Linked DNA regions of Homo sapiens: region 1 is linked to region 2. Evidence: chromatin contacts called from ENCODE Hi-C or POLR2A ChIA-PET data. All regions are on one chromosome and are shown on one strand. Each heading gives the region's core, a stretch centred on a gene start or an enhancer-like site at or near the end of the contact. The rest is flanking DNA. Distances are from core to core; before and after follow the strand shown.

Region 1 (5,125 bases), core at 43-2,542, 4.4 Mb before region 2:
CCTTGCCACTTGTGCTCATGCCCCAGCATCCCCTTTTGCCCCCAGGACTCTCAGGAAGAGTCTGAGCCTAGATCCCAGACCAGGGTGCTCTAGTCACACAGAGTCTCCCCGGAGGCCCAAGAGCCACCATTTGTACCCAGTGCCCCCCTGGATTTATCCAAACACAGCCGCGATCCCCTAGGTTGTACCCAAGTACAGGACGCCTGCCAGCCAGCTCACCTGGTGATGGAAAGCGTCAGCATCTGGGAATGAAGTCACTGACTGGCGGACAGCCCTGGACGGGCCGGCAGACTCGGGCTCCCCATAAGTCCTGGTGGTGAAGTAGCTCTCTTCATAGTAGTCGTCATTGTAGCCTTGGGAAGGGGGGCAGCGGTAGCAGAGGGGGCATCGGTGTGCCCCGCCTGGCCTGATGGCCCTAATCTGAATCCCATTTCGGGACCTGTAACAGTTTCTCCCTCCTAAGGCTGCTGGAGTGGTTGGGACTGAGGTCTCAGGTCCTCCCTGTGAGCGGGGTCCCTGACGAAGTCGGGTGAAGGTGCCAGCGTGCCCACCCAACCCCTGCCTTACCCTTGCTCTGGTAGAGTAAAGCGTCCTCTTTCTTGGGAAGATCATACATATCTGCATCCCCTCTAGTCGAATTCAAGTCTGGATTGAAAGGAGGAGACAGAACTGTTTGCCCCCCCAGACTTCCCTCCCCTTTCTCCAGTGCCGCTCTCGACCGGCCCCCCTGCCACACCCTCGCGACCCCATCCTCCCCGCGTCCCAGGCTGTCCCCACAGGCGAGGCTCTCACCAGAGAAGCTATAAGAGGAGGCGGCGGACGAGCTGGGGGGCGAGAGCCGCCGCCTCTGGGTCTCGTACTCGAAGATCTTCTTCTCGTAAAGCCTACGAGTTGATCCTGGCCGGACACGGGGCGGTCAGGGCCGCGGGCCGGGGAAGGCGCGCGGGGAGGGCAGCGGGGAGGTCGCGAGGCGGAGCACGAGGAGGGGGCCCGGAAGGGGTCCCGCCCGCCGCCGCGTACCTACTACAGGCCCGTGCGGGATGTTGTACCGGCGCAGCAAGGTGGTCAGCTCGGTATCCGAAAGATCTGCGTAGTTGTCCATGGCGGGTGCGGGCTCAGGCGGAGGCCTGGCGGCGGCCCGGGCCTACCAAAACCGGCCGAGCAACGGCTGCCGAGGAGCACGGCGGGGGCGGCACGAGCGCATCGGGAGCGGCCGCGCTCGCGTCACAGCCGAATCGTTGTCGCGTCACAGCCGAATCGTTGTCGCGTCACGGCCGCTGGCTCCGCAGGCTGCGCGCGCTGCGCGGGGCGGGACCTAACCGCGGGAGCAGCCGGCACAGACCGGCCGTGCCCTGAGAGCTGGGAGGCTGGGGCCGCGAGCCCAAACGTCATCAACGCGAGGATTGGCTAGCGGCGGAGAGGGCGGGGCCCGCCCGGGAGTCAGGGCGGTGGGAACCGGTCTCGCGATGGGAGCGGGCGGGGCCGCAAGCCCATATGTCACAAGCACGGGGATTGGCTAGTGATGGAGGGGGCGGGGCCCGCGCGGGCGCGGAGCAAAAGGTCTCGCGGTGGGAGCGAGCGGGGCCGCGAGCCCATACGTCACAAAACGGGGATTGGCTAGCGATGGAGGGGGAGGGGCCCGCGCGGGCGCGGAGCAGAAGGTCTCGCGGTGGGAGCGAGCGGTACTGCGAGCCCGGACGCCACTAATGCATGGATTGGCTAGCGGCGTAGGGGGCGGGGCCCGCGCGGGAGTCAGGGCAATGCAAACCGGTATCGCTGTGGGAGCAGGCGGGGCTGCGGGCCCAAAAGTCACAAACGCACAGATTGGCTAGCGGCAGGGGGCGGGGCCCGCGCGGGAGTCAGGGCGATGCGGCTGGGAGCCCAGACGTCACCCTGTGGCGTGCGGCGGGGTGAGAGGGGCGGGGCCTGCGCGCGAGGGACCCGGGACGTGCGAGCGGGCGAAGTCGGCGCTTGGGGTGGCTCTGGTCCCTAAGTCGCTTGGGCTTCGCCCGATCCCTGCACATCCCTACTCCCCGCCGTCGTCCCCCTTCCCAGGGCCCCAGAGCCTAGGGTTCCCCGGCCGCATCCCGGTCGGCCGCCCCAGCAGCGGCGGGAAGGGCCCGGACCCTAAGAGAGCGCGGGCCCCGGGCCAGGCGCTGCCGAGGGCGCTTTGTGTGCGCATCGCCCGGGAAGCGGCTGCAGGGCAAGGCCCGCGCCTACGCGATCCCCGCAGACCCCCTGCCATGGGCCCGCCTTCCCAGTCTGCGGGGCTCTCGCCCGCGCACATGTGCCTGCTGCTTACCACCGCCTACCCCTCTGCTTCCCTTCCTCCTCCCTCGCTCCACCCGGGAGGAAATGGGGCACTGGGCCAGGAGGCCGCTGGCACTCCAGAAGCAAGCAGTCTTCGAAGGGGCCCGGGCATGCCGACGGGCACGCCAGTGGGCGCGGGCAGAGGGCGCCGTGCGATGCGTGCAGAGACGACGTGTGCCCGCCTAACCCTTCATGCCGTTCATTCACCCGGGGCACTGGGGGGAGCTGAAGTGGGGCGTCCTCTCCTGTCGGAATGGTCCCTGAGCGCAGCGTGGCTAGGCAGGGGGCAGACGTGGGTGGCGAGCTATGGATTCCCATTCCCAGGGCCTTGATCAGATATTGGCTGTCTCATGGAGAAGAGAAAGGAGGTGACATTCATCATTCATATTCTTTTTTTTTTTTTTTTTTTTTTGAGACAGTCTCGCTCTGTCACCCAGGCTGGAGTGCAGTGGTGCAATCTTGGCTCTCTGTAGCCTCCACCTCCCGGGTTCAAGTGATTCTCCTGTCTCAGCCTCCCGAGTAGCTGGGAGTACAGTCACATGCCACCATGCCTGGCTTTGTATTTTTAGTATTTAGTATTTGTATTTTTAGTAGAAACAGGATTTCACCATGTTGGCCAGGCTGGTCTCGAACTCCTGACCTCAAGTGATCAGTCCGGCTCGGCCTCCCAAAGTGCTGGGATTACAGGCATAAGCCACCGCGCCTGGCTGTGACATTCACATTCTAAACAAAGCCAGCTGAGGGTGTATGGAATCAACTAGTGTGCCCCTCACTGGGTAGGCCCCAAACTGGGAGCATGAAGAGGTGACATGCCATCTGTAGTTTCACAGTTGAGGGCTGGTGACAAGGGAAGAAGAGGGGAGGGCTCTGGTCATGTCCAGAATGGCTGGCCTGGCTGGTGAGGGTCACAGACCAGTCATCCATGGAGGTTTGCCCATGGGGTGGGAAGAGGTAGACACCTGGGGGAGTAATGAGGAGATGGGGCCCTGTTTTGACTACACGCAAAGATCCTAACAAAGAGGAATCACTGTTGGCAAGGCCCCACTGTGTCCCCAGCAATATGGAAGGAAGTGTGGGTCCATGAAGACAGTGCCTGGCAGTGTGCAGCAGGAGAGCCTTGGGTAGGGCAGGGGTTTGCACCTCATCTTTCAGAGCTGAGGGGACAGATGGCAGTTTGGACTCTGGGCTGCTCAGAGGCTGCCTTGTGGATTTTTTAGTTTTGACAAAATCAGATTCCCCAGCACCTCTGCAAGCCTTCTGCAATCCTGGCCCCTCTCCCAGAGGCCTCTGTGTACTAAGTGCTGCTCCATCCTCCCCCATGCCACCCCTCCCCATACGGATCCAAGCTGTTTCCTTATGAGGTCAAGGAATTCTAGATTTGCCTTCTCCCTAAGGAGCACCCCCCACCCGTTCTGTACCTGCCTCGACACTCTGCCTTTTATGTCCCACCCCTTTGCCCCACAATCAGGTCCCACCACAGATGGCACCAGGAAGCTGAACTGTGATGGTCCCCCTGCACCCACCCTGTGGGTACCTGGAGCCTAAGTCCAGCCCCATTGCAGTGCAGCTCCACTCCAGACCACTGGAAGCCAGGCAGGCTCCTGAGCAGCAGAGCCTCCATCTTATACAGGGAGAGTCAGGACCCTGCGATCAGGGGAGACTTGTCCAAGAGCCCTGAGTACAGCAATTAATTCATGGAACATTCCCCCACCAGTACCTGGTCCCTGGGGGTGATGACCTGGACAGCCTCAGAGAGTTTCCCGTCAAGGGTAGGGTGGGATTTGCAGTCATCAGAGGGTCTGGGAAGGGCGTGTGCAGGAAAATCTGAGGGCCTCAGGGGGTTCTTCCTGGGAAGTGCAGGCAGAGGAGACATCGGGATGCAACCAATTCTAAGTCAAGAATAAGAAAACTGAGTTGCTCCTTAAGGATGGAATGGCTTGCAAGCAGTATATGCTGTATAACTTACAATCCCAACATGATTGAGTTACGAGGAAAAAATATCAACATGGAAACATTCCTCAGTGTCTATGACAAGTAGATGATTGTTCACTGAGCTGTTAACGTTATTTTTTTATTTGTATTTTTATTTTTATATTTATTATTTTTTTCCAAGACACAGTCTAGCTCTATCACCCAGGCTGGAGTGCAGTGGCGCAATCTCAGCTCACTGCAACCTCCGCCTCCCAGGTTCACGCGATTCTCCTGTCTCAGCCTCCCGAGTAGCTGGGATTACAGGCGCCTGCCACCACGCCCAGCTAATTTTTGTATTTTTAGTAGAGACCGGGTTTCACTGTGTTGACCAGGCTGGTCTCAAACTCCTGACCTCGTGATCCACCTGCCTCAGCCTCCCAAAGTGCTGGGATCCACCACGCCCGGCCTTTTTTTTTTTTTTTTTTTTTTTTTTTGAGACGGAGTCTCTATCACCCAGGTTGGAGTGCAGTGACGTGATCTCGGCTCACTGCAACCTCTGCCGCCCGGGTTCACGCGATTTTCCCGCCTCAGCCTCCCGAGTAGCTGGGATTACAGGCGCCTGCCACTGCGCCCGGCTAGTTTTTATATTTTTAGTAGAGACGGGGTTTCACCATCTTGGCCAGGCTGTTCTTGAACTCCTGACCTCGTGATCCACCCACTTCGGCCTCCCAAAGTGCTGGGATTACAGGCATGAACCACCGCACCTGGCCTTTTTTTTTATGTTTAGTGACAGGGTTTCACTGTGTGACCCAGGCTGGAGTGTAGTGGTGAAATTATAGCTCACTGCAGCCTCAAACTCCCGGGCTTAAACGATCCTCCCATCTGTCTCCTGAGCAGCTGAGAC
Region 2 (5,551 bases), core at 2,342-4,841:
AAACAAGAGGCCACGGGAGGAGCAACGGCCACCCACCATCCCGGGGATCCTCATTCATGATCTGAAACCACTCTAAGCAGATTCTGGGGTGTTCGGCAGAAGCTGGCAACCATTCTTGTGGGGAAGGAACCCAGGAGGGGATGCTAGCATACATAGGACTTGGAACTGGTGATCTGAAGGTCCCCTGCAGCCCTACGGCCTACATCCCATAAAGAGGGACCCTCTCCTCCTCACCTCATCTCCAGCATTTCTGCTTCCTCAAGCTTCTCCAGGGAGAAGTAGGCGCATCTCACTAGAAAAAACAAGAAAGCTGCCCTTTGCTCATTCAACACTTACTAAGCAGATACTGTGCCCTGGGCACCCAGTTTCAGAAATGAGTAAAACACCGGCCTTGCCTTCAAGGAACTCAAGAGACCCTGCGGCAGCCACAGTCTTACAGAGCAATTACCACCCTGGGTTGCAAGAGCCTAACGTAGGGTGGGGACAGGGGAGGTACAAAATGCTATCAGAGCTGGAGACGAAAGTCTCTAATACTCGGAGTGGGGCTGTGAAGGTGACTTTAAAGTTGTGCCTTGAAGGAGGCCAGGAGCGCACCAGGACAAGGCCATGGGAACCGCCGGTGCAAAGCAGGGAGACCTGGAACAGCAGGCTGGTGGGGACCAGTGACTGAACAGCACAGCGTGAACCCAAAGAGTGTTTGGCTTAAGGGTGGGGAGAGCTGAGCCGACTCCCTGAACTGCTAGGACTTAAACCTGAGAAGGCCCAGCAGCGTTTTCACTAGAGGATTGCTGGGGACAGATTTGTGACTTAGAAACTGAGCCGATGGAATGTGGACGACAGACCTGAGGGAAGAAAGACAGAGGACTCCAGGTTGCTCAGGAGGCTCATGGAACAGTGCAGGCTCCAGACCACGAGGCCTGAATTCTGGAAGTAGCAGCGGGGATGCAGGACGAGGAGCCGTTTTGTCTCATCAGGCACTCCAGAGGCAGGGACCCAGAACTTGGTTATGAAGTCAATGCGGGAGACTAGATAAGGGGAGGGACAGAGGAGTAAAGCATGGCAGCACTACAGAACCTGAGCCCGTGACTGAGAGAAGAGAGTTTGAAAAGCAAGTTTGCCAGGGAAGTTGGGCTGTGTGCTGGGCGACTTAGGCCGGAGGAGGCAAGACATTAAGAGTGGGGATGTTTCTCATTACCTGCAAAAGAGGCGTTAAAAAAACGGTCCCTCTGGACCCCACTGGCAGGCACTGACGGAGCGGCCAGGACACAGGAGAGCAGGCCTGGGGGGCTCAGCCCTGCAAGACTCAGCCTAGAGCTGCATGGACCCCAGTCAAGTGTTCCCGCCCTTCTTGCTGCTTCTGTGCCCTCTGGGGGAAGACACTGGAGGTGCAGTTAGGTCGCCGCGGGAAAGTTTGGACTCTTGCCTAAGGGTGCATCACAGAAGGGCCTCAGCTCCCTCCCCCAACTCCACCCACAGCTCCACCCCTAGCTTTTCCTCCTGCAAGTCCGTCCCCAACTTCTCCTCTTGCAGCTCCGCCCACAGCTCCACCCCAGCTGTTCTGCCCCCCTGCTCCTCCTCCCTCAGCTCCGCCCCAGCTGTTCCTCCCACAGTTCCGCCCCCCAGCTCCTCCTCCCGCAGCTCCGCCCCAGCTATTCCGACGCCAGCCCCTGCTCCACCCGGCACTTAACCATTTCCGCCCACAGCTCTTTCCCACAACTACGCCCTCCTCTTGCAGGCGGCTCCTCCAGAAGCTCTGACCCAGTCCCCGCTGCAGCCACAGCCCCAGCTTCTTACCCCCAGCTCCTCCTCCCACAGCTCTTTCCCACTGCCCCGCCCTGCTACCCCTTCATCACCGCTCCCAGCTCCGCCTCCTCTAGCCCCGTCTCGCTTCTCCTACCCCTCTGCCCACCCCAACAACCTTTCAGCTCTTTCCTCCAGCTCTGCACTAGCTCCTCCCCCGCAATTCTCACCCGCCAGCCTTGGTGCAGCTTGGCTCCTCCTTCTCCAGCTCTTTCCCGCAGCCCCGCCCCATCTGCTCCCACAGCGCTTTGCCACAGCCTCGCCCTGCTCCTCCTCCAGGAACGCCCGGCTTTCCCTCAGCTCCACCCTGCAGCTGAGCTGTGCACCAGGCCCTCCCACAGAGCTTTCTCGTGATTCCACCCTACACCTCCCCAAGCCGCCGCTCCCCTAAGCTGGTTCTCAGGAGTCCGCGGAGTCCTCCCGCAGCTGTTCCTCGCTCAATTGCCCACTGCCCCGGCCTGCTCCTCACACCACTGATGGCAAAGCCCCGACCCCAGACCCTCCCCAGTGGTTTCTCTCGGCCCGGCCCTACCCCGCCCCTCCAACGCCTGCTTCCAAGGCCCCGCCCCCAGCCCATCCTCAGCGGTTTCTCTCAGCTCCGCCCCGCCCCAGCCCCACCCGGCTCCTCCTGCGGCTGGTTAAAAGGCCCCGCCCCCAGCCGCTCCCCAATGGCTTCGCTCAGACCCGCCCTGCCCCGAACCCCCCCCTGCTTCTCCCGCGGCTGCCTCCGAAGCCCCGCCCCGCGCCGAGCCCCGCCTCTCCCCATCTCCTCCCTGTTTCTCCCGCGGGTGCTTCCAAAGCCCCGCCCCCAGCACCCCCCTCAGCGGTCTCTCTCAGCCCGATCCAACCCTTTTCTGAGCCCCGCCCTGTTTCTCCTGTGGCTGCGTGCAAACCCCACCCCCCAGCCCCACCCCAGAGGTTCCCCTCGGCCCTGCCCCGCCCCCCCAGCCCCGCTTCTCCAAAGGCTGTTTTCAAAGCCCCGCCCCCGAGCCCCTCCCCGGCGGTTCCCTCAGCCCCGCCCCACCCCTCCCCGAGCCCCAGCCCCCCCCGAACCCCGCCCCGCCCCACTCCTCCCCCAGCCCTGCCCTGCTTCTCCAGCACCAGCTTCCAAAGCCCCGCCCCCAACCCCTCCCCACTGGTTTCTTTCAGCCCCACCTTCCTCCTCTCACCAGCCCCCTCCCTCCCCGCGCTGGTTCTCAGGAGTCCGCGAGCTCCTCCTGCAGCCTCTCCTCGCCCAGATCGCCCATAGCCCCGCCCCCAATGGTTTCTCTCAGCCCCGCCCCACCCCCTCGAGTCCCCGCCCCATCCCAAGTCCCCGCCCCATCCCCTCAAGTCCCCGCCCCACTCTCAACCCCGCCCCAGCGGTTTCCTCACTCCCGCCCTTCCCCTCCCCCAGCTCCGCCCTCCTCCTCTCAGCCCCGCCCCCATCCCCTCCCCATTGGTTTCTCCCAGTTCCTTCCTGCTGGTCTCGCAGCTCTGGGCTTAAAAATCCTGCCTGGTGGTCTCGTCCCGCCCCTCCTCTTCCTCCCTCCGGTTCCTTTTCCTCCTTCCGGTTCTTGGTCTAGGCTGCCTGTCTCGAGCTCCCCGGCCTTGTCCTGGTTGGCTGGCGCGGGACAGGATCCGGTAAACTGAACAGCGTCTCCTTGTGGCAAGTGCGTGCGTACGTGCGTGGCGACGTCACTGCGTGGCTTCGTGAATACGTGGCTTCCTAGCGATTTGGCGGTGTATAGGCGTGGCTGAATACGGGCCTCCTGCGTACGTGCGTGGTGTACGTACGTGCGTGATTACGCGCACACGTACGTTCCTCATGAAAGGGACGACGGGAGCTGCATGAAAGCCGAAGTTATGGACCGCTAGCATCTGTCACTGGCCACCGGTTTCCGGGAGTAAGCGGCAGCTACCTTACAGCCCTGACACGAGCCGGGTGCTCTCTCTTCTCACCGCGGCCCACGTCTCCTCGCTGGCTCCGGTGGCCTCGCTGGGTCGCGAGGAGGCGGAGGACTGTACTCTGAGGCCAAAAGCCAGAGTCGGCCCTGAACGCCCACGACTCTCAGGGTCCAGAGGCCGTGAGACCGGCCGCGGCTGAAAGGTACCAGGGCCCCTGATGCCGGAGCCCGTGTGCTCGGCCCTCTTGCAGACGGTACTTGCGGGCTGGGGTTTCTTTCCCCTGGGTTTCGGGCAGAGAACCCGTGCGGGGCGCGCCCGAAGCGCCCTTTGGTGTCCCTTGCTCTCCCCATGGTCTCGGCCCCCCTCCTTCTAAGCGCGTGTACCCGCGACCTGCGTCTGCAAGTGCTGCTCCACACACAGCGGCCCCATCTCGGCCCGGTCTTCCCTGCCTCCCGCTTGGCCCCTGTGCTGTAAGCTCGCCTGGACCCCAGGCCGGGCGGTGCATAGCTCTGTGGCCTGTGGCCCCGTGCTCAGCATGACCTAACCAGAATTAAGCAGTGGACAATGGGATTTAGGCCCCCCAAACCCTCGTCCGATGACAATGGGAGGGGAAGTGTGATTTTTCTCCCCTCGGATGGAGCGTGCTCAGCTGTAGGAATGTGACTCAACTTGCTGAAATGATTTTCTGCTCTGCGGACTGGTGCACCCTGTGACCCAGACAGATGTGGAGGGTCCCACCGCTCTGATTAGCAGAACCAAACCGTGAGTGAGGTGCACATGTGTTACTCTTAGGACCGGCCCTCCCAGCTCTTGGTTTCCAATGCCTGCTGAGTAGAAGACCTTCCTAGGGCCATTAACCAGCTTTGCTGACTTGCATTTAATGACCTTTCCTCTTTATCTTCCTTGTTGTGCAGGTAAAGAAACCAAGTGGAAGAGTGTTTCCTCCTCTGGCCGTAAAGCAGGTACTCTCTGCAGCACCAGGTAGGAGGGGACTCAACCCCCTTCTTGCCTTTTCAGTTACATCAGTTCCTACTAGGGATTCCACACACACACAGTTGTTGTGATTTTGTGGTGATGACGAGAAAAGGGTTGGCTAAGAAACTGGGCGGCAGAAAAGAGGCAAACATTCACTGTAGCCATTTATCCCGATGGAAGTGGCCAGGCCCTGTGGGGGACATTCAGCCTCCGTCAGAAGTAATCCAGAACCAAGGAACCTGGTTATCTTTGGTCACTCATCAGAAGAATAATCATGCTCAGGGGCCACAAGTGTGTGAGGAAATGGCACCATGGATGGGTTGGTGGAGGGTACACGGGTGAGTCTTTGTGGAAAGTCATTTGCTGGCAGATATCAGCATCTTAGATGGGCGTGCCAGGCGGCCGAGGCATTTCCTTCAGCATGTCTTCACACAGCGAGTGTTAGAAGTAATGTCATTTCTAGTGGCAAAAGTGGGAAGCAACTTGTAACTCTCCATCAGTGGAGGAATGGTCAGGCAAATTATGAGACGACCAACAATGGGATATCACCCAGGCAGTGAAAAACAAGGTAGATGAAGATTGTCAGGTGGAAAGAATGGGCTTGATGTGCTGTCAAATGGCAAACTCGTGCCCTAGCCTGTGCAGATGTGTTGGGAACAGCAGTTTGCCAAGATGGCTGAAACAAAGGACCATAAAGGGGCTGGCTTAAAGAACAGACAATCATTGTCTCGCAGTTCTGGAGGATGGAAGTCTGAAATCAAAGTGGTGGCCAGGTTCGTTTGTTCTGTGGGCTGTGAAAGACAATCTGGTCTGTCCCTTTCTCTTAGCTGCAGGCGGCTGGCCGGCAATCTTTGGCACTCATTAGCTTGTAGAAGCATCTCCCTTATCT

Evidence for each region. Hi-C counts contacts between places; a loop is a spot of excess contacts on that map. ChIA-PET counts read pairs that join two places held with the same protein, here RNA polymerase II (POLR2A). Pooled maps may share reads with other maps.
Region 1: a loop to region 2 is called in a pooled map, with 6 times the contacts of the local background. The contact joins the promoter of EMD here to the promoter of EOLA2 in region 2. A Hi-C loop is called at or near these places in 5 of 50 pooled maps. POLR2A ChIA-PET finds 5 or more read pairs at or near these places in 2 of 52 experiments (A673 and activated CD4-positive, alpha-beta T cell).

The regions. Positions count from the first base shown.
Region 1 is chrX:154,375,462-154,380,586 of GRCh38, reverse strand. It overlaps EMD (emerin), which reads right to left and starts at 1,292. Exons shown (of 6, transcript NM_000117.3): 1 at 1,021-1,292; 2 at 793-897; 3 at 568-645; 4 at 220-353. The coding sequence starts at 1,102. RefSeq lists an enhancer at 335-914 and silencers at 1,322-1,621, 1,632-2,051, 2,072-2,201.
Region 2 is chrX:149,936,531-149,942,081 of GRCh38, reverse strand. EOLA2 (endothelium and lymphocyte associated ASCH domain 2) reads left to right here and starts at 3,591. Exons shown (of 5, transcript NM_001013845.2): 1 at 3,591-3,889; 2 at 4,602-4,649. EOLA2-DT (EOLA2 divergent transcript) reads right to left here and starts at 3,534. Exons shown (of 12, transcript NR_027456.1): 1 at 3,296-3,534; 2 at 1,196-1,423; 3 at 235-292. RefSeq lists silencers at 1,586-1,695, 2,346-2,405, 2,686-2,765, 2,876-3,145.